Linked DNA regions of Homo sapiens: region 1 is linked to region 2. Evidence: chromatin loops called from intact Hi-C (ENCODE). Cell type or tissue: natural killer cell. All regions are shown on one strand. Links, peaks and the distances in the headings refer to the core of each region. The heading gives the core; the rest is flanking DNA.

Region 1 (10,420 bases), core at 2,493-7,492, 120 kb after region 2:
CCCTTTTGGGTTCCACGGGATTGTGGGGAAGAAGGGAAACAGATTGAAGAGAGATGAAGGGTGAGGATCAAGTGGCCTAGTGTCCACTCTCTGAGCTTTGACCAGAATGAGAGCATTCATGTTGAGGGGCATTGCCTTGTTCCACATTTGGGGCTCCAGAGGGAGCTTCTATACCAACTGGGAGCAGCCACAGCAGAGATCTCTGTGGCACAGCGTGATTGCATAGCGTTTGGGCCTGAGTTAAGTTTTCCTGAGTTGTCCTTGGTTTCTAGATGGCAAAGATGAAAATCCCTGTATATTGCTGAAGGGGCATGAGGAAGGTGGGCCTGCTATGGGGTCTGCTATGGTAAAAATGGCACAGCTTAGGTAGGCATCATAGCTCAGGGCTGGATAGGGAAAGGCAGTGTCTTAGAGGAGTCTTCAGCATCAGTTGAAAGCCAAGTCAAGGCTGAGCCATCTGGAAGAGCATAACCTGGTTCTGAAGAAGCTGAGGTACCACACTGCACTTCAGCAGCACTGGCCAGGAGAAGGCACAGGGATGGGGCCAGTCACCCTTGAGCACTCACCAGGGAGCACTGGGGAATAGCCACTCAATGGCAAAGACAAGCAGTGGCCCAGATGCCATCACAAGGATTTGAGGACTTCATGTCACCTCTGCTGTCATTGAACACTCAGCTATTGCCCTTGTTCTATGAACCCAGATGACAAAAAAGAGAGGCTCTGGAAGAAGGTGGTGAAAATTTGAGAGACTAAACTACTAAAAGAGATTTAGTGCTTATCTAAAGGGTTATTTAAATTATTTCAGTAGATTAAGTTTATTGGAGTGGCATAACAGTTAGTGGTTCCTCTTCCCCACAATACCTGACAAGTGGGAGCACATGAAGGGAATCTGATTCATTATTCACCGAAAAAGATATTACTGTACATGTTCTCTACACATCTGAGTGTAGTATAAGTATTTTTGAATCCTTGTTTATACAACTGCTGTAAATAAATACAAGTATTTTATGTATAGAAACTAAAGACCTTTAAAAAATCAGAACCCTGTATAATGAAAAGATTAATGAAAACTCCTTTAATGGCCTCTTCATAGTTTAAGTTTATGACTGATACTGCCTTTACTTCAGAAAAGAGATACAGATAGTTAACAACAAAATAAGAATAGCTAATGCTGACTGAGTGGTTTTTCTTTCTGCTAGGTAGAAAGATGTTTTAGATGTTCTAAAGTATATTGTTGAATCTACAAGGTAGCAGCATTGTATTATACCTATTGGACAAATGAGAGAAATGAGGCTTAGAAGGGTGGAGCAACTGGCCCAAGTTTTCATAGCTAGGAACTGGGAGAGATGGGCTACAAACCTACTTAGCTTTCATAGCCTGTGTTTTTAACCACTATGCTATCAGAATAAAAACTTAAATATCTTAGGGAAAGAGGCAACAATTATATCCAAAGAAGGCTAGCATAGTCTTCATAACCAAACCTTAAATTTAGCTTACCAAACATCCAGAGCAACTAAAACTTATCTTTGTTTATCAGATGACCAGGAACTGAACTCAAAAGGGAATTATGAAAAGTAACATTGGACATTCTGCTCGATAAAGTTTACAAAAATTTTGCCAAAGAGCTCAAGAAAATAAGCATATCTGCTAACTAAGAAAATAAAGGTAGCTTGGACTTTTTGCAATGTGTCAGATATTATGCCAGATCCTTCACATGAATTATCTTCTCTAATGCTCACAATAAATTCTCTGAAGGTAGGACTTTATTGTTCTTATTTTACAGATGGTCACTGCCAGGACCAAGATGCTGCTAATGTATACTGGAATAGCCCCATGGTTTACCTGTGATTGGCATCCATCCTGACTGGTCTGTGCCTATGCTCTCACTTGTTATACATTTTAAATATCATCTCTGTCAACTTCCAGTGAAAACGTTAGGGAGTCAAGATATGTCCTCAACCAGTGAGAGCAATCCCTGCTTTGAAAGCACTTTTGCACCAATGAAATATAAATATATAAACAAATAAATTCCAAAAATGTAAAGCCATTATTTCAAATGATTTTAAATGGCCAAACTGAATGTTTTGGCAGCTTGGTGACTTTATGGAAAAAAATAAATTGCTGATGAATTGGCAACTTGGTTAAAGTCCTTTTTTTGGGGAGTGGGAAGCAATAAAATGGGAGGATCGGAAAAGAGCAATTTATAATCATTAGGTTTGCTGTAGGTCACATTTTGTTTCTGATGTACGGTATCAAGGGATGTTTGTGGTGAATTTAAGTGCTAGGCATAACCCTGGGGCCAAGCAAATGGTGGGCAGGTATAGGAAACAGGAATTTGGCTCAGGCAGAATGAGTGGGAACTGAGGGGAGCCACTCTAGTAAGCATAAGTTCAATGAGGATGTCAAAGCAGGTCCAAGTATGGCCTGATTATCATAAGGCAAAGAAAACGAAAACAATTGAAGACATAATAAATGCCTGCTGAAGTTTTAACAGAAACGCAAGTTTTTCTCTTGGCCCTTCAACTCATGGGAGAGTCTTTTAGAAACAGCACAAGTGCGCTCTTTGCTTCTTCTTGTTTCTTCCTCCATCTTGTTGTTCAGAATGTGGATACTGAACGTGGTCCATCTTGGACCATGAAGTCAAATGTCTACAAAAGGAGCAAGAAGATAGAGAGAACTTGATCTCTGCACCAAACCATGATGCACCATACTACCTCTAGATCTCTGATATGGACTTTGATTTGGGGGGAATAAATGTCTGTGCTACCTGAACCATTATTGTGTTGGTTGTTGATCACCTGCATCTGAACTTAATCCTAACTAATAAATACCACTTACCATAGGTAAAGTTTACCAGGACGCAGACTGCAGTGAAGATTGGCATGAGGAAGTATATTAGGGGGTGCCCTTGGAATCCACAATTGTGGAAGGGAAGGAGGCAGGATTGGACAGATGGGGAAGATGAGCTGTGATGTAATCACAACAAAAGCCCCAGCTGACTACATGAGAAGCTCTCATGCTGGCATGGTCATTGAGGGTTATCCTGAGTAGGGGATAGGTAGCCCAGCCTTTATGTGCTCATGCTGACCAGCCATTCTGTGTGGGCTGCATCCAGGGAAGGGAGTGTGACTTTGGTTGAGGCAGATCTTCATAGTCAAAGAACTTCCCAAAGAGGGATGACAGCTGAGGTCTTACAGCAGGTTGGGGAACCTGTTCCTGGTAGTTGAACAGGATGGCACGGCACAGCCCCCAGTCTTAAAATAAGAACCACTTGTTCTTATTTTAAGATGATGTATTTTTGAGTTACTGATGGCTTGAAAGTGGTACTCAATCAGTTTTAATGCTTTCAGTTGCAAGTAACAGAACATCCAACTTAAAGGAAAGGGGCAAGCTTGCAGGAAAGGATCTTTAAGTCATCTACATTTGGGTATAAATGACAGCCACAGAGTATTTACCCTTTTTGGGACGTAATTTTATCAGGAGACCAAAGCTTTTAGCTAAAAACATAAATTTCAAACATTAGGACAGTCATTTTACAGAAACAAAATAAATAATTTCAAAGAAACTATTACCTTCTTAAAGACTAGACTGCGATTGTGAACCCCTGAAGTATCCACAGATCCTGAAGAGTGCCCAGCTGTCTTGACAAGGAAACGGAGAGTCAAGAAGTTTAGTGAGGTCAACAAGAATCCTGCAGCATCTCATCTTCCAGATCTGCAGCAGCCTGTGTTGCAGTCCTACTAAGCTGAAGGCTTAACCATGTCTGCCAGTTCAGGGTACGGAACCCTGGTTACTATTTACTTTCCTTCTTTCTTCCTATAGTGGATATTCTCCTTCAGTGGCCACACAACATCAAAGATTCGCCTTCATTTTTGTATTTTCTACATTGTGTGTACTACCTTCTCAATGTAGAAGCCAGAAAACTTACACATGCTCAGATTCCTGTGTAGTTATAGTGCAATCATGTGACCTATTTTCTATGAATCATATGTATCCACATGAGACCAGGATTTCTTCAAGGGCAGTGTGACGAGATAGTCACAGACAGCGGGAGTGATCTTCTGGTACTTTATCCTGAGCATTATAGATGTTTAATGACAATGACAGTGACATTCCCCCAAAAGCACCCGCACCCCCGCCTTACCCAAAGTGTGGTCTGGGCACTGGGTTTGGCTATGTGGCCTCAGAGTCTGGCCTCTGATCCTCCCAGAGAATCTGTGAGCTATCAGTTATTGTTTAATGAATCTCTCCACCTTATTTTTTTCTTAGACTAGCTAGAAAGGATTCTGTTGTTTGCAGGCTAACAATATACTCCTGAAAGGCAAATACAGTCAGTAAAGGCCCATATCAGCCAAATCCCACCTTACATGTATTAGTATATTCTGAATTTTTCACTCATTAATATCCTGACTTCTGCTTTAAATCTATAGCCTTAACCTTGCACCACATGTCTTACATTCACTTTCTCTTTCCTATAAGGAAGTGGTGCTAACTGAATGACATGGGTGTCAGCAGAACATGCTGTGGCTTCACAACAATGGTTTGTAATATTATGAGATAGCTTTGTTCCTTTTCCTTTTTGTTTCTGATCTGTTTTTGTTTTTCAGGGAGATGAAATTGCTAAGGTAATCTTCAAAGGCAAGGCATCAAAATGGTCCTTTTTTTTTTTTTTTTTTTTTTTTTGAGACAAGTTCTTGCTCTGTTACCCAGGTTGGAGTGCAGTGATGTGATCATAGCATAATAATGCAGCCTCAGCCTGCTGGGCTCAAGTGATCCTCCCACCTCAGCCTCCCAAGAGCTAGGACTACATGTGTGCGCTAATTTTTTAATTTTTATTTTTGTAGAGTTGGGGGGGTCTTGTTATGTTGTCCAGGCTCATATAAAATCTTAGCCACTAGAAATACCATTTATGGCCAAAACCACATATCAAGGACTTGACCGCCCTTTCCCTACATGGGTGTTTCCCTGAACTGTTTTTTTTTGCTGTTGTTGTTTTGGAGACAGAGTCTCTGTTGCCCAGGCTGGAGTGCAGTGGCACAATCACGGCTCACTGCAACTTCCACCTCCTGGGCTGAAGCCGTTCTCCTGCCTCAGCCTCCCGAGTAACTGGGATTACAGGCCCGTGCCACCACACCCAGCTAAATTTTGTGTTTTTTTTGTAGGGATGGGGTTTCACCATGCTGCCCAGGCTGCTCTCGAACTCCTGAGCTCAAGTGATCCACCTGCCTCAGCCTCCCAAAGTGCTAGGATCATAGGTATGAGCAACCATGCCCGGCCCTGAACTGTTCTTAACCTTCAAAATAGCGAACAACGACCACTTCTAGCCTGACACCCAGTCCACAGGGAGACTCATGACTGTCTGCTCTCTTATTACTTAACAGCGATTGATTTTGAGATTGGGCAATGTTATGGGGATTGACTTATTGAGAATATTTTCTGACGTTTTCTTTTTTTGGAACTGCTTTAGAAGTGATAATGTGAACATTCTCCAATGACACATGCTTTTGCTGCTGCAATTATACAAGCGCAAACAACTGTTGCACTTGGATGTGCCCAGGACCTACAGTCTTCCTCTTTGTGCATGATATGTGGGAGCTCAGGCATGGAGAAAAATATCAGAAAATCAAAGTTCTGATGGGCTTTGAGAGGGCCAGGTTAATATACTTTTAGTTTTACTTCTGTTAAGATTAGGTTAAAAGTTCCATATTATCATCATCTTTAAGTGCTAATTATTTACAAGATTTCAATGAAGAATTCTAACAGAAGAATCCATATTTAAGATCTGCAGTAGACTGAATTAAAGGCCTAAATTCTTCATCTTTTCCTGTATCCATGCCATTTGCCACCTAACTTTTCAGTTTCTCCCTCTAAAGCAGGGTTTCTTAGTCTCAGCACTATTGACATTGGGGCTGGATAATTCTTTAATGTGGAGAGCTGTACTGGGCATTGTAGGATGTTTAACTGCATCCATGGCTTCTGCCTAATGGATATCAGTATATTACTCACCACCTGCGATTGTGACAACCAAAAATGCCTCTAGACATTGCCAATATCCTCCCGTGGGGGACAGAATCTCCTCTAGCTGGGAACTACCACTCTAAAGATGGGTAGTTCTCACACTGACTTCGGACTCAAGCAATGTAACTTTCTGTGTCAAAGAAAAACTTGAAATATGTTTGTGTAGTGAAGCTTGCTCTCTTGTGCCTCTTATATCACCATGAGCAGAATGTCTCCAGGGAAGCTGCTCTGTCTTCATTCTGAGCCCTAGAATGAAGCATCTGGGGCACAGCCACCTTGGCTGATTCAAGAAGTGTGTATCTGAAGAAGTATGATCCAAAGAAGTAGGACCACCCCAGCTACCAAGTCCTGAAGTAGAGTTGTTTCATCCAACTTCAGACATGTGAGAAATAGATGGACATTGTATGCCACTGAGATTTTGTGGTTGTTTGTTATGCGGCAAAAGCTGACTGATACAGACCACTTAGCCAAAGTAAAGTATATTCAACTCTTAGTTATATTTATTGGATTTTTTAGTTGCTTACTATGTCTTGAGACTCTCCCTCACTCCTGTTTCCTTCCCTGATTGTAGCTAATCCTCTCTGTCAAGGATGCTTCTGCTTCAAACTAATCCTTCCAGCTCTCTTTTGAGAGATACCTGCAACCACTTGACCACCTACTTGATGTGAATTTAGGCAATGAACTTGGATTGTTTGTCCTTTTAGTATTGAATTTTATAGGGATTCTTTATACGTTCTGGATACAAATCCTTTGTCAGATATATAAATTGCAAATATTTTCCCCAATCTGTTGCATTTTTTCAGTTTAATAGCATCTTCTGATGAGCAAAAAGTAAAAGTAATTTTGATGAACCTAATCTATCTTTTTTTGTCTTTTCTGGTTAGAGCATTTTTTGTTCTAAAAAAGCTTTGCCTAGATTGCAAAGATATTCTCCTCTCTTTTCTTGTTTATAGTTGTAGCTTTAGTGTTTAGCTTCTATAGATTAACTTCATAGTCTTAGCTTTTGTATTAGGGCTATGAGCTACCTTGAATTAATTTTTGTGAATGGTGTGTGTTGTGGGTCAAGATTAATTTTCATTCATGTAAATACCCAGTTTTAGTAAATTTTAATATAATATCTTATGTTATTGAAAAAAGCAGGATGTAAAATATATACTGTAGGGTCAGAACCATTTTTAATCTTATTTAAAGAAATAGGAAATAAATGCAATCAGATTAATAGACGTTGTCATTGGTAGGACTTCGGGTGAGTTTTTTCTTCTTCCTACTTTTCTGTATTTTCCAGTTTTCTATTCTAAAGTTATATTAATGTAATAATTTGGAGAAAAGCTCTAGTTTTCTTTTCTTTTCTTTTTTTTGAGACAGAGTTTTGCTCTTGTCACCCAGGCTGCAGTGCAATGGCACAATCTCGGCTCACTGCAACTTCTGCCTCCCAAATTCAAGGAATTCTCCTGCCTCAGCCTCCTGAGTAACTAGAATTACAGGTGTGCACCACCACGTCTGGCTAATTTTTGTATTTGTAGTAGAGATGGGGTTTCACCATATTGGTCAGGCTGGCCTTGAACTCCTGACCTCAGGTGATCCACTCACCTCAGCCTCCCAAAGTGCTGGGATTACAGGCGTGAGCCACCATGCCTGGCCGAAATTGCAAGAACCTTTAAGGTGATCCCCCACAAACTGGAGCTAGGATTAAGGTGGTTCCTCAGGCCTTTGTTCTGCCTACAATGTTCATGAGAGTTGCTTTCTAGGTTTGATTGCTGCTCAAACATTCAAAATCTGAAATAGCAAAGAAAGAAAAAAGAGGAAATCTATTCCAAAGCAGCTACTGTAACTGAAAGTTGAATGCATGCTGAGAAACAGTATTATAATTTGATATAATTTGATATTTCAGCCTTATTTATTCTGAATTCCTAAAGCTTTGTAGGTATCCAATGCATTATGAAAAAATATTATTTACCTAGAAGCCTAGGGTGCCAAAGGGTATACCTTCTGTGTTTTATTTGGCCTGTGGACAGGGGAAATATTACATAATTCTGTAACTAAGGCCATCTCTCTGCAACTTCTCCATAGCATTCTGTGTCCTTGACCTTTACATAGTGGGCTGTACTGTCCCTGTCACAATGCTTGTGCATTATTCTTCTCTCAACCAGACCTCCTTATTTACTCCTAAGTAGCTAACTCTTATATTAATATACTGTCTCTAAACCCCATTCACTCCACCCAGACCTTTGCCCCTTCCTTTCCTCCTAGACCACATGGTTAGTTATTTCTAGTAGATTTGTTCTATTACCACAACTACCTTTCCTCCTATAGTTTCCTCCTTGACAGTGCTAGCTTCCAGAAAACATTTTGCTACACAGCCTTGTAACATTGTCACCTGTCATATTACAACTGATATGGGAGTGCTGAGAAGCGAAGAGCATCGTCCCTTTAAATGACACGGAAGCGGAAGCGGGGAAGGGAAGTGCTGGGTAGAGTAGGGCGTGGTCCCTGGCTAGGGATCCACCCCCAAGGACCTAGCGAAGGACAGGCACTCCTGCCTTGGAGCCTAAATGTTGCATTTCCCAAGACCACCCTGGCCTGCCATGCCCCATTCTGTGCCTATAAAAACTTGAGACCCTAGCAGGCACACACACACAAGTGGCTGGACAGAAGAAGACACAAATAGCTGGTCATGGAGAGCACGCCGCAGAAGAGCATGCTGACAGGCACCAGCAGGCCATCAACCAGCAGAAGACGAAGTTTGGCCAGAGCGGTTGGAAAAGGGTCCAGCGGCAGGACTCCAGGGAAAAACCGTCTCCCTTCTGACTCCCCGATCTGCTGAGAGCTACTTTCACTCAATAAAACCTTGCACTCATTCTCCAAGCCCACATGTGATCTGATTCTTCCGGTACACCAAGGCAAAAACCCCAGTGATACAGAAATCCCTCTGTCCTTGTGATAAGGAAAGGGGTGTAATTGAGAAGGTTAACACAATCCGCCTATAGACAGCAAACTAAGAGAGCGCCCTGTAACACACGCCCACTGGGGCTTCAGCTGTAAACATTCACCCCTAGACACTGCCATGGGGTCAGAGCCCCACAGCCTGCCAGTCTGTGTGCTCCCCTAGAGGTTTGAGCAATGGGGCGCTGAAGAAGTAAGCCGCACCCCCATTGCATGCCCTGCGAGGGGGACAAGGGAAACTTTCCTGTTTCACAACCAGAAAACAAATGGCATTGTAGGTAACATGGGAAGAATTAGTAAATAAAAATCAACAGAACTGCAGTTCTATAGAGAATCTGACTAACCAGGATAGATTGTTTCCAGAAAGCATCAAATTTCAGAAATATGTAATCTGGGCAATGAGAACAAAGACAGCTTTAAAAATATAAGGCAGGAAAAGTAGGATATCATATAAAGGTGGGTCATGTAGGGAAAATTTGGGAAAGACTCCAATGTCTGAGTGTCTTCAGTGGAAAATTAGGCCTCATTTAGCACATAACCTCCAGGTTATCTGATTCTATGAGGTTTGTGCCTTTTTATTATCTTTGAGCCATTTTATAACTGTAAATTTAGACAATGACTAGCGATGCAAATTATTCTTGTTCCTGTTGTGCAAACGAGTTCTGTCTAGTGGAGTGACAATTGTTTTCCCTACCCCTGTCCCATGTGGAATAAGCCAGTTTTACTTTATTTGTTAATTCATTTCAGTATTCTTAAGTGTCTGTATATATGTGTGTGTGTATGGCTCTTAGAATTCTCCTTTGAACTGGTTGTCATGACTTACTGGTCCCTTGGATAAGAGTAAAATAAGGCTGGGCACAGTGGCTCATACCTCTAATCCCAGCACTTTGGGAGGCCAGGATCACTTGAGGCTAGGAGTTCAAGACCAGCCTGGGCAACACAGCAAGACCCTGTCCCTACAAAAAAAAAATTTGGCTGGGTGCAGCAGCACCTACCTGTAGTCCTAGCTACTTGGAAGGCTGAGGCAGGAGGATTGCTTGAGCACAGGAGGTCGCGGCTGCAGTGAGCCTTGATTATGCCACTGCACTCCAGGCTCAGCAACAGAGTCAGATCTTGTCTCAAAAAAAAAATAAGAAAGTAAGTAAAATTTTGACAACGTTTATTTTATATTTGTATGAGTCATTATTCTGCCTTTAAAAAATATCTTTTAACAATAATTTAAAGACATTAGTTAAAAAATAAATTTAGGAACTGTGACAATAGGGTCTTCCTTGCACAAATGGGCCTAGCAGAAATCATGGCAAAATGCAAGTCCCAGTTTGAATCTGGGAACTTCGTTTCCACTCCAATTAGGTGCCAGAACCCTGAGTTAGTGGAGAAATGCCATGTACTCAAGAACTCAGATTTGGGGGCATTATGTGGGATACCTGGCCACTCCACTTTGCATTTCAGAGGTTTA
Region 2 (10,420 bases), core at 2,495-7,494:
TCTGTCTATTAAAAATGAAAACTAGACCACACAGGAGAAATAAAAGAAACAATGTTTCTATCTTTCATGGTAAATTTTCATGTAATCCAGGAAAACAAGATTTCAAAAAGGCTTTAGGAAAAAGCAGGAATAAATTTTAATGCTGACAATAATAGATAGAACTTTTGGATCAACACCTACCGATTTTTTTCTACTGTTTTCCAGATCTTTGAGTTCATTCTCGATTTTTGTGATTAATTCCCTGAGTTCATCAAGATTAGTGCAAATAAGCTAAAATAAAACACAAAAACACAGCTTGATAACACATAATATAAAACACCCAAAATGTGGTAACAGAAGTTGTTTTAACACACACTGAATTCACAATTATTTTTCTCTGTAATAGTAAAAAGCAAGAAAAGCTCTGCAGTTTATATTTTAAAATATATTTACTTGCTATGATGTATGAACTTCAGGCTTAGTATAAAAGAAGCTGAAATTTCAACATTGGTGGTTTCATCCCACATCCCCACCTTTCAGTTTGCTTTATAATTCGGGTACTTTCTTAACATCATTAACTTTCAGCCCAGAATGACAAAGATCTGGAAACTCACCCTAGATTTCACAGGTTGTCAAATCACCTTTAAGAAATGCTTCATCAGGCAGTCTCCCAGTAGGTGAATAAACACACTCTTGGAGAACTGTTATACCTTTGCCTTGGTTTGCTAACTATACAATTTAACAAACCTTAGTTATTGCTGTTGGGGTTGCTAAAAGGACTGCAACTATATGTAACACATTCAAAGACCTAAACAAAATGAAGTACACATTCTTAATATCAGTTTAGTAGTCTTTAATAAAACCATCTCCACAGATAGCATCTATTTCCTTTCATAATTGTGTGGCTCATTTCATTTCACCTGGTAACATTGGCAAATGGCCAAAATAATTATTAATTACTAACAACTAAACTAGCTTGGTTTAATTACTAAAGTTTTAGTGAACTGTCAACAACAGTAACAAAAATATTAGTAACTACATCTTAGTTTTTGTAAAATTATACTGAATTTCTCCAATTCATTCAATATACTTTTTTCCTAAAATAATTTAAGCTATTTAAAAAAAATTACTGCGAAAAAGAACTAGATTTCTGAAACAAAACTACAACCGAATAGAGAGGAAAAATCTCAGATTAATGAAAAGTCTTATTGTAATGTTTATACCATGTGATAATTAAAAAAAAACTGTACTTATAAATTACTAATTCACCATTAGCTTTTATCAGCCCCAAGTTCGATACATTCATTAATTTCAGTGTCAGGGGACTGTTTTCCTAAAGGGCACTTTCTTCTGTTAGAAGAGCAAACAAAAACAATAAAAGCAAAAGTGGGTCACAACAAGATAATTCCTTGTGGCTACTGAGTGACAAAAATAAGACAGAGCCCCTTAAATTTCTTCTATTAGGTTAAACCATATGAAATTGCTGATATGCTTTTTATCCACAAAAATGGCAAGACAGTTCAACCTAAGAGATTAAGAAAAAATGATCACAGATAATTTTTATTAACAATTACATATTAGGAATATCTATATAATTTCAAATTCATAGAATTGACCAAGTAGGGAAAATATGTATTTAAATAACCCAGATTAAACAATTTGAGAGTAGAAATAATACAATGATGTAGTGGGACAGTGTAGCTGGTATTTATTAGAAACTACACATTCCAATTTGCCAAATTTACTTATGAAAGAAATGCTGATGGTCAAGCAGTGGACTGGCCAACCAGGTAAGTGGGTCTAGAACTAGAGAGCGTCTTCAACTTCTATTGTAACTATGAAGACTTGGAACAATGTTGTCCCTACCGTGGATTTTTATTAAGTATTCAGTGAGGACTAAACTTTTCATAGTATAATCTACTATTATGATGACGGTGTCAAATTTGCCCCAGAGCTTGCAGGTGGATGGCTATACCTCTTTCACCGAACTTGGTGTACTTGTTAATATCAAATCATAGATTTCTTATTTGCACATATGGCAAACCACAGAGGAATTTTTACTTGCATCTCAGTTGTCTCACTACACAAGGAATAGGGTATATTTTGCATGCAGTTTGTAGAAATTTACAGGAACCATGAAGACATATACCCCTAGAACTAAATGAAAACATATACTCCTACAACTAAACATGCCCTAAAACATTTTGAGATCTTTTAATTACCAATTAGTTATGAAGTCAACAGATATTTATGTTCCATTTAAAGGAAGAGATAACACAGTTATCTCTTCATAGAAACTTACAGGAACAATGAAGACATATACCTCTACAACTAAACATGCCCTAAAACATTTTGAGATCTCTTAATTATCAATTAGTTATGAAGTCAACAGATATTTATGTTCCATTTAAAGCAAGAGATAACACAGTTCTGAAGCCAAACCACGAATGAAATCACACAGCTTAAGAGCTACATAAAATAACACTTTCAAGTGGCTGTATCTAGTTAGTAAACTGTACTAAATTAGTACTTTTCAAACTTTAATGTGCATAAGAATTGCATGGGGATCTTAATAAAACAGTTTTTTGTTTAGTAGGTCTGAGGTGAGACCTTGGATTCTGCATTTCTAACAAGTTTCCAGGTATTGCCTGCAAATAACATTTTTGAGTAGTAAGGTACTAAATGACTATGAATTATAAATCAACATGGCTACTGGAACATTCTGGTACCATGGAGCTAATGAGTATGAAAATACAAGATTAATTTCCAAATAGGGAATGGCATATTGAATTAAATGTACGATAAGACAATTGTTTCTTAAAATATTTTTAGCTATAATATTTATTCTGAGGTTATATTAAAATGACGTTAATAGCTACATAACAATTTATACTTTATATATTAAAACTAATATATATTCCCTCTATATGTATATTTAATGTATACCTAATATATATACCCAATATATAGAGTCAAATTAACCTTTTATAAAACTGAATAGGAACACAATTAGTTTGACTTATGCCAACTCGATGTCATATACAACTCTACTACCTCTCTTCTGCCTCCAAAATAAGGCATATATGTGGCCATTACATTCAACTCAACTTCATATGATGTTTTTAAAAACAGAATCAACCCAATAAATAAAGTTCAACTTAAAAAAGGAGAACAAAGATTTTTTTTTAAAAAAGCAAAACACCTTATTAAAACCTCCTTCTCATTATCTTGCATTTGAAAAACGTATCTGAGGCACAGGGCCTGCAGGGGTGAACACGAAACTCCATAGCAGCTCAGATTACAGTCAGGTCACATTGCTAACACTTATGAGAGGAGGTTTTCAGTCAAGCCACAGAGGTTACAAGAAGAGTTTTATCTCCCAGCAAGAACCTCTCCAAGGCTGTCACACTCCCTCAAGTTAACCTTTCATTTAATATAATCCATGGCAGAGCTACAAAATCACAGATCTCAGAGCTGAAAGGGACTAAAAATGTGTAATTTGTCCAAGCCTTAGCCTAGGCTAAAGAGACCTATCTCCAATTCATATAAAAGGTAATTAAACTAACAGAGGTAAAGTGACCTAAGATGACACACTGCTAGAGGAAACCACAGAACCCAGGACTTCTCCTACTATATTATATTCTTTTTAAAAGGGTCTTTATAACAACACAAAAATAAAGAAATCTAACAACTGAACTTGTATTATAGTTTTAGGATTCAGTTTATATCTAAGCTTTCATTTTTATTAAATGGTAATATTAAAAGGTCCTCTCTTCAACTCAACAAGCAGCAATGTATGTATGTGGTGGGAGTGGGGAGGCCCTGTAGAGATAAAAAAAAAAACTCCATGACCGTATCTCAGAACTACATAATAAATCATTCCTTACTTTACTGATACTTCAAACTAGAAATTATGTCCTTTGGATAGAAATTCAATAGGTCTAAAAGATATTTACTTGCTCCAAAAAAGGACATAAGGTAACATTAAAAAATACAAACAATATGGTAGATTATATTAAAAAGCAAAGCAAAAGGAAAACAATGTAGAAAAGTAAAAATGAATAGGTCCAGACAAAAGGGATCACACATTCACTCCCGTTCTAATAAAAAGATCCTGTAATTTATTATAAAAATAATAAGTGAAATACTAAATGCATGGTATAAATTCAAAATTTATATTGTATTTAAACTAAAATTATAATGGCATCTGCTAAAACTATGCAGATGGGAAAATTTCTTTTTATTTCTTATCATCACCATACCAGCAACAAGGACTACTTAAAAACTTGCAAATAAGGATATCACTTGTGACATGAAAGCCAAATTAGTCTGATAAACAACCATGTGATTAAACACAGATGTTTCTCTCAATGAACTATATATATTTTTAAGGGAGAACTATATTAATTTTAAGGGGGAAGAACTCCTGCTGTTAAAAGTGAAACAAAAAGCGGAGGTTAAAAATATTCATTTTAAGAGGGAGCAATTCAAAATAATGATATAATCAAAACATCTTAATACAGTAAGCAGTTAAAAAGCTGATTAAACTAACAGAGGTAAAATGACCTAAGATGACACACTGATAGAGGAAACCACAGAGAATCGCTTGAACCAGGAAGTCAGAGATTGCAGTAAGCCAGGATTGTGCCACTGCACTCCAGTCTGGCGGCAGAGCGAGACTCCGTCTCAAAACAAACAAACAAACAACAACAACAACAACAACAACAAAACCCTAATTTTAATTTTGGTTTCAATTTGTTATGTTGCAGTACTTTATTTCTTATCCCTTAGTTTCTCCATTGGTTAGATGGAGAAGTATAGTTTTTTCAGAGGTATGTTAAGGATCAGTGAGTTTTTTCTTATGTTTGAAAACAATGTAATATAAGTCTTAGCAGCTGGATTCTGGAGTTCTTCTGCAAAGCAGCCTTTAAAATCAATCATGCATATGAAATGGGAGCAAGGGCACACTGCATGGAAGATTTTTTTTTGGTTATTGTTGAAAAGCAGACTTAGGGTAACTAAGGCTGTTAAATTATTTTTAAAACTTATGTTATTGAGACTCAACACATTAGTTTTTAAAAATACTTCCTGTAACTTTCTGTCATAATTATGTACAAAAGATAAGTCATATAACATTAGATTTCTCTCTTAAATGTTAAATGAAAAGACTTTTTAGGAAAAAGTAACTATTAGGAAAACTGATATTCACTTTTCAGTCTAATAGTCTTTCTTTGATTACAAAACAGATAAAGGAAAAAGAATTTTACCAATTTAACAAAGTCGTAAGTAAATGTTAAAGTTGATATAAAAGCTTAAATCACCAATATTCTATAATTATCACTAAAAAATCCAACAATTTCCCCTACATGACAAATATATAATGCATCATAACAATACAACAGGGATAAACGTAAGTTTTCACTCTCATCAAACATAATGATGCAAATACTATTACTTGGTTTTCCACTTTTCAAATTCTTGTAGGCTTAATCATGTGCCACTTTCATTAAGACCAAATCCAAGATTTATTTCAAGGTTTTAAGTAAATGGAAAGAGTGCTAAGGGTCAATAATAGATGTTTTTATGCCATTTTTAATTGATTTTCCTATTCATAATTCAGTGTTTTTCACCAGAAGCGACTGACCTGCTTATTTGAAAACAATAAAAATGGCTAAAACAGTAAGCTGTATCATTCAATCCTCACAACTCTACAAGGAAGGTACTATTATTACCCCACTGTACAAATGAGAAACTGGAATCATGGAGAAGTTAAATACCTTACCCCACAGAGTTAATCAGTGGTAGAGCTGGCATTCAAACCCAAGTAGGTAGCCTGGTTGCAGAACCCTTGTGTTTAACCACTATGCAGATTACTGGTACCCACTGAATCAAGGTCTTTTGGAGGATGAAACCAACAATCTTCATTTTAAATAAAGGTATCACATTATTTTTATACTATCTAAAGTTTGAGAACCACTGACATAACTCTTAGGAAAAAGTGGCACACATTTGGTTAGACCCTTTACAATATACAGTCGTCCCTCGGTATCCGTGGGGTACTGGTTCCAGGACTCACCTCTGAACCCTGCGGATACCAAAATCCAAGGATGCTTAAGACCTTGATATAAAGTGGTATAGTATCTGCATATAACACATCCTCCCATATACTTTAGGTCATCTCTACATTACTTATAATACCTAATACAATATAGTTGTGATATAAATTGTTGTTATATCATATTGTTTAGGGAATAATGACAAGAAAAAAAATCAGTACATGTTTAGTACGGACACATTTAAGAAAATATTTTCAATCCAAGGTTGAATGCACAGATGCAGAACCTACAGATACAGAGGGCTGACTGTACACACACACACACACACACACACACACACACACACACACACCCCCACCCCACCCTGCCACACATACAAATCCAATCCACCATTTGAATGCTCACAGTGTATACTCTAAATAGGAGTAGGATGATTATTTTCTAAACCTGGGTGCAGATATTAGGTGTGTATATAAACATGGATTCTTTCTGAAGCAAATAGGGGGGCAAGTTCAAGTTCTAGCTTTAAAAAAAGTCAACAAAAACATTGTCAAACTAAAAAGCAGCTGAGGTCAAAACATTTTTAAAAACTCATTAGGACTTAAAAAAAAAAAACTTCACAATTTAACCCTTTCATTTATCTCTATCTAAGCATGCTTTCTGTCAATTTAAAGAAGACTGGTCCTTTGGCAAACTGGTCAGGTTTTACAAAAGGGATCTATTATCTATCCAAAAACAGGTTCATTATTTTCAGAAGCAAGATATTTCAGAATGAATAATATGAAGATCTTCTGACTAAATATTTCTATATTTTTATGTTTAATGCTAGAAATGTGATATTTAAAACACCTTGAACAAAACAAATAATTTACAGAATCTGAGGTGCTAAATACCATATCGCTAGAACTTTTGGGCAGGGAATGAATTCACTTTATTATATAATAGTCTTCTTACATGTGGAAGACTCAAATAAAGTAACACACTACATAAAATTATTTTGAGAGACAAAACTAAGTTTTGCATTTAACAGCAAAGTTTACTAGTGACTAGCACTATCTCCTATTTTATTAATGTGTGTATTTGAAGCAAATGATCTATTTCCCTGTGAGACAGTTGCCAAGTTTCTTTATGAGTAATGCCGTGGTATTCATATTGTAAACTAGGCATAAGAACCACTGTTTTCATGAGACTATTACTCCTCTCTATCCTCTCTCTCTCTCTTCTTCCCTCTCTGTTTTCTCTCCCTCTAGGACACCTTGAGAACCAGGAAGAGACTTATTTATTTATTTATTTATTTATTTATTTATTTATTTAGAGACAGAGTTTCCCTCATTGCCCAGCCTGGAGTGCAATGGCGTGATGTTGGCTCACTGCAACCTCTGCCTCCCAGATTCAAGTGATTCTCCTCTCTCAGCCTCCCGGGTAGATGGGATTACAGGCACATGCCACCACACCCGGCTAATTTTTTTTGTATTTTTAGTAGAGATGGGGTTTCATATAGGTCAGGCTGGTCTCGAACTCCTGACCTCAGGTGATCCGCCTGCCTCGGCCTCCCTAAGTGCTGGGATTACAGGTGTGAGCCACTGGGCCCGGCCAAGACCATTTTAAACAGCTCAATCTGGCAAAATATTTTGACCATGACCCATGGTCAGCAACACATTTTACAATGCATATCCTTGTGTACACACATACAATTGAAACCAAAGTTTCACGAAACAATATATGTGAGTGTACATATTCACACTGCTATGTGTAGCACACTTACTATATGTAATTGTGCTGATTTCTTTTCTAGTTTAATTTTGTTAGCTTAAAAAAGAAACACTGGTCATGCAATCTGCTAAAATGATTTCATGCCTCACTAATGAATACCACTGCAATTTTAAAAAACACTGGCTATGCAGCCTGTGCTACTTAATATATGGAAAAGTCTATTCACTAAGATGGGTATAGAGGAAATATTAACAATGGGCCAGATTTGCTCTAACATCTACATTCCCAGGGCTGATGCTTTGAGGACTGAGAAAAACAAAAGTCGGAGAAATAGTAAACACAGGTGTGACAGCAGTGGACGCGTGATGATGTAATACTAAAGCATTAAAATATGTTACAAGAAGTGGTATAAAGGCCTCTAAGTAAACAGTAAAATTGTTATTTTTTTATTAACTACTCTGCAACCAAGGTTATATAATATATAAAAGGATTTTGTAGAAATGTTTGTAATTCATCCTAAGAATATCATTAAAAATATTCTATTCTACAGTACTAAGAGAAAAACATGTCTATTTTCTTTAACTGTTGATTTAAAAATGTTAAATTTTTACCAGTTAGTAACTTCCATAAAAACACTCTCCAAAATAGAATTTTTACTGAAAATGAATGTGTCCACATTTTTAGATATATCTAACTATTAAACTCACATTATATATTATCAATATTTTCATAGCTATTGTCCCTTTATTTTCATCTCTACTTGACTTGAGACTCACAAATTCATCTGAACACCACTTTTATCTTTTGGTCATTAGGTATGAGTTTATAAAACTTTTGAAAATTGACTAGACACATGAATACAAAGACGTTTTTAAAGAAAGTGTTTATTGAAGAAAATACATCTTTTATAAAATAGAAAATAAAAGCATTAATTAGGGTGAGATTCTCTGCTTAGTATTAGCTACAAATAAAAAACTCTTCACTTAATCATATGGCAGTACAGATAATTACTTTTTCTTTCCACAGAAATGTTTAAAGACCATTTCAATTAACCTTTACTTAATATTCTCTCTGAAGATCATATACAGCTAAGAGTTGAAAGATTTGTTTTCCAAGTTAATAAATCTACCATTTATTTCTACAGTGCCCAAATAAATGAAAACGAACTATCTAGGCACTATTACCATCTCCAAATTATGATTTGTTCTTGGAAGAGTTTCATTCACACATTTGCTTTTATGTATTATATATATATACATACACACACACACACATATACTATATAGTATATATATATTATTTCTATTAAACTGCTTCTAGGAAATGTACTAGTAGAGATTAAGATATAAAAAAGGGTTTTTATTATTAAAAGACAAAAATAGAGGTAAAAATTACGAAATACTAGCAGATTAAATCTTGGTTACATCTGCACTTGCAGGGAGAAAAGTCACTGTCAGAAACATTTCATTACAAGTAAGTGTGCTACAGTTTCTTGGAATTCAGCCAAACTCTCGAGGAATGATATGAACACTGAAACAAAAAATTGAAAAATTTCGAGACAAAGTTGAAACATTTACCTGAAACTCTGGTACAGTAGGTGACTTTATGACAGTTTTCCTCTTCTTTGTGATTGCTTTTTTAGAGACGGATTTTTTTCCTTTCAAGATTAAAAGAGAAAACCTTCATAATGCTGTTTATAGCACTTCATTAACAAAAAACAAATTACGCAGATCCTTGAAAGTTAAATTGTAACTAACAGATGGCTGCTAGTGAGTCAAATAAAAATGATGAATCAAAACAAGCCCCAGTAAAAGCAAACATTAAACTATTAACTACCTGTTAACAGACATATTAACAAATGCTGTTTTATGTTTATATGAACTGAACGATTACCATCTCCAATGTGTTATACGGTAGAATCTACTGCAAGATTAGGCAAAAAAGTCACATTACTACTGCTTAATTAAAATCTACATTTGCAACTTAAGATGAGACTACATAGGGAAAAAAACCTTACCTTTAACATTGACTTCGCAGTCAGGAACTTGCATAAGAACTACAGCTGAAGACTATGGTCTCTAGCCAGCCTAATGTGAAAATCCCCTTAAGTAGCTTAGGTAACAAAGTTTTTCTACTCCTTTAGCTCTGCACTCACCTAATAGGCTGCCCTTGGCGGTATCAATACCCAAAGTTTTAAAAGAAGATAAACATCTCCCTTTAAAGTGCACCTAGTTATTTGTGGAATCAGAAACCACTGGAAAAAAATAAACCTCATACTTAGAGCCAATTCACAGTATACACTGAAATATATCTACTTTTTGTATTTAACGTGACAAAAAAATACATACATGCATAAAAATTCTATTTTTAGACCAGGCGCGGTGGCTCACACCTGTAATCCCAGCACTTTGGGAGGCCAAGGCAGGCGGATCACCAGAGGTCAGTTCGAGACCAGCCTAGTTAACAGGGCGAAACCCCGTCTCTACTAAAAATACAAAAATTAGCCGGGTGTGGTGGTGCGTGCCTGTAATCTCAGCTACCTGGGAGCCTGAGACAGGAGAATCATGTGAACCTGGGAGGTGGAGGTTGTAGTGAGCCAAGATCGCACCATTGTTCTCCAGCCTGGGCAACAATAGTGAAACTCTGTCTCAAAAAAAAATAATAATAAAATA

The links. A loop is a pair of places that touch in the nucleus more often than their neighbours do. Peaks named below come from ENCODE experiments on the same cell type or tissue, not always from the same donor. Only the 100,000 strongest peaks of a DNase experiment are listed, where the experiment ranks them.
Region 1: it touches region 2 in a loop (8-fold over the local background); 1 of 110 quality-filtered maps calls a loop at or near these places.

What each region holds. Positions count from the first base shown.
Region 1 is chr9:6,064,582-6,075,001 of GRCh38, forward strand. It overlaps LOC124902116 (a long non-coding RNA gene), which reads right to left and starts at 3,711. Exons shown (of 2, transcript XR_007061410.1): 1 at 3,573-3,711; 2 at 1-2,648. RefSeq lists enhancers at 4,559-4,608, 4,619-4,678. In natural killer cell, for the core only: no CTCF peak of the experiment used is centred there; a DNase peak (open chromatin) is centred at 4,510; H3K27ac peaks cover 1,518 bases.
Region 2 is chr9:5,944,691-5,955,110 of GRCh38, forward strand. It overlaps BRD10 (bromodomain containing 10), which reads right to left. Exons shown (of 8, transcript NM_001017969.3): 4 at 9,326-9,405; 5 at 181-270. Among named protein-coding and RNA genes, the nearest start is that of MIR4665, 58 kb to the right of the region's middle. In natural killer cell, for the core only: no CTCF peak of the experiment used is centred there; a DNase peak (open chromatin) is centred at 4,591; H3K4me3 peaks cover 421 bases; H3K27ac peaks cover 1,028 bases.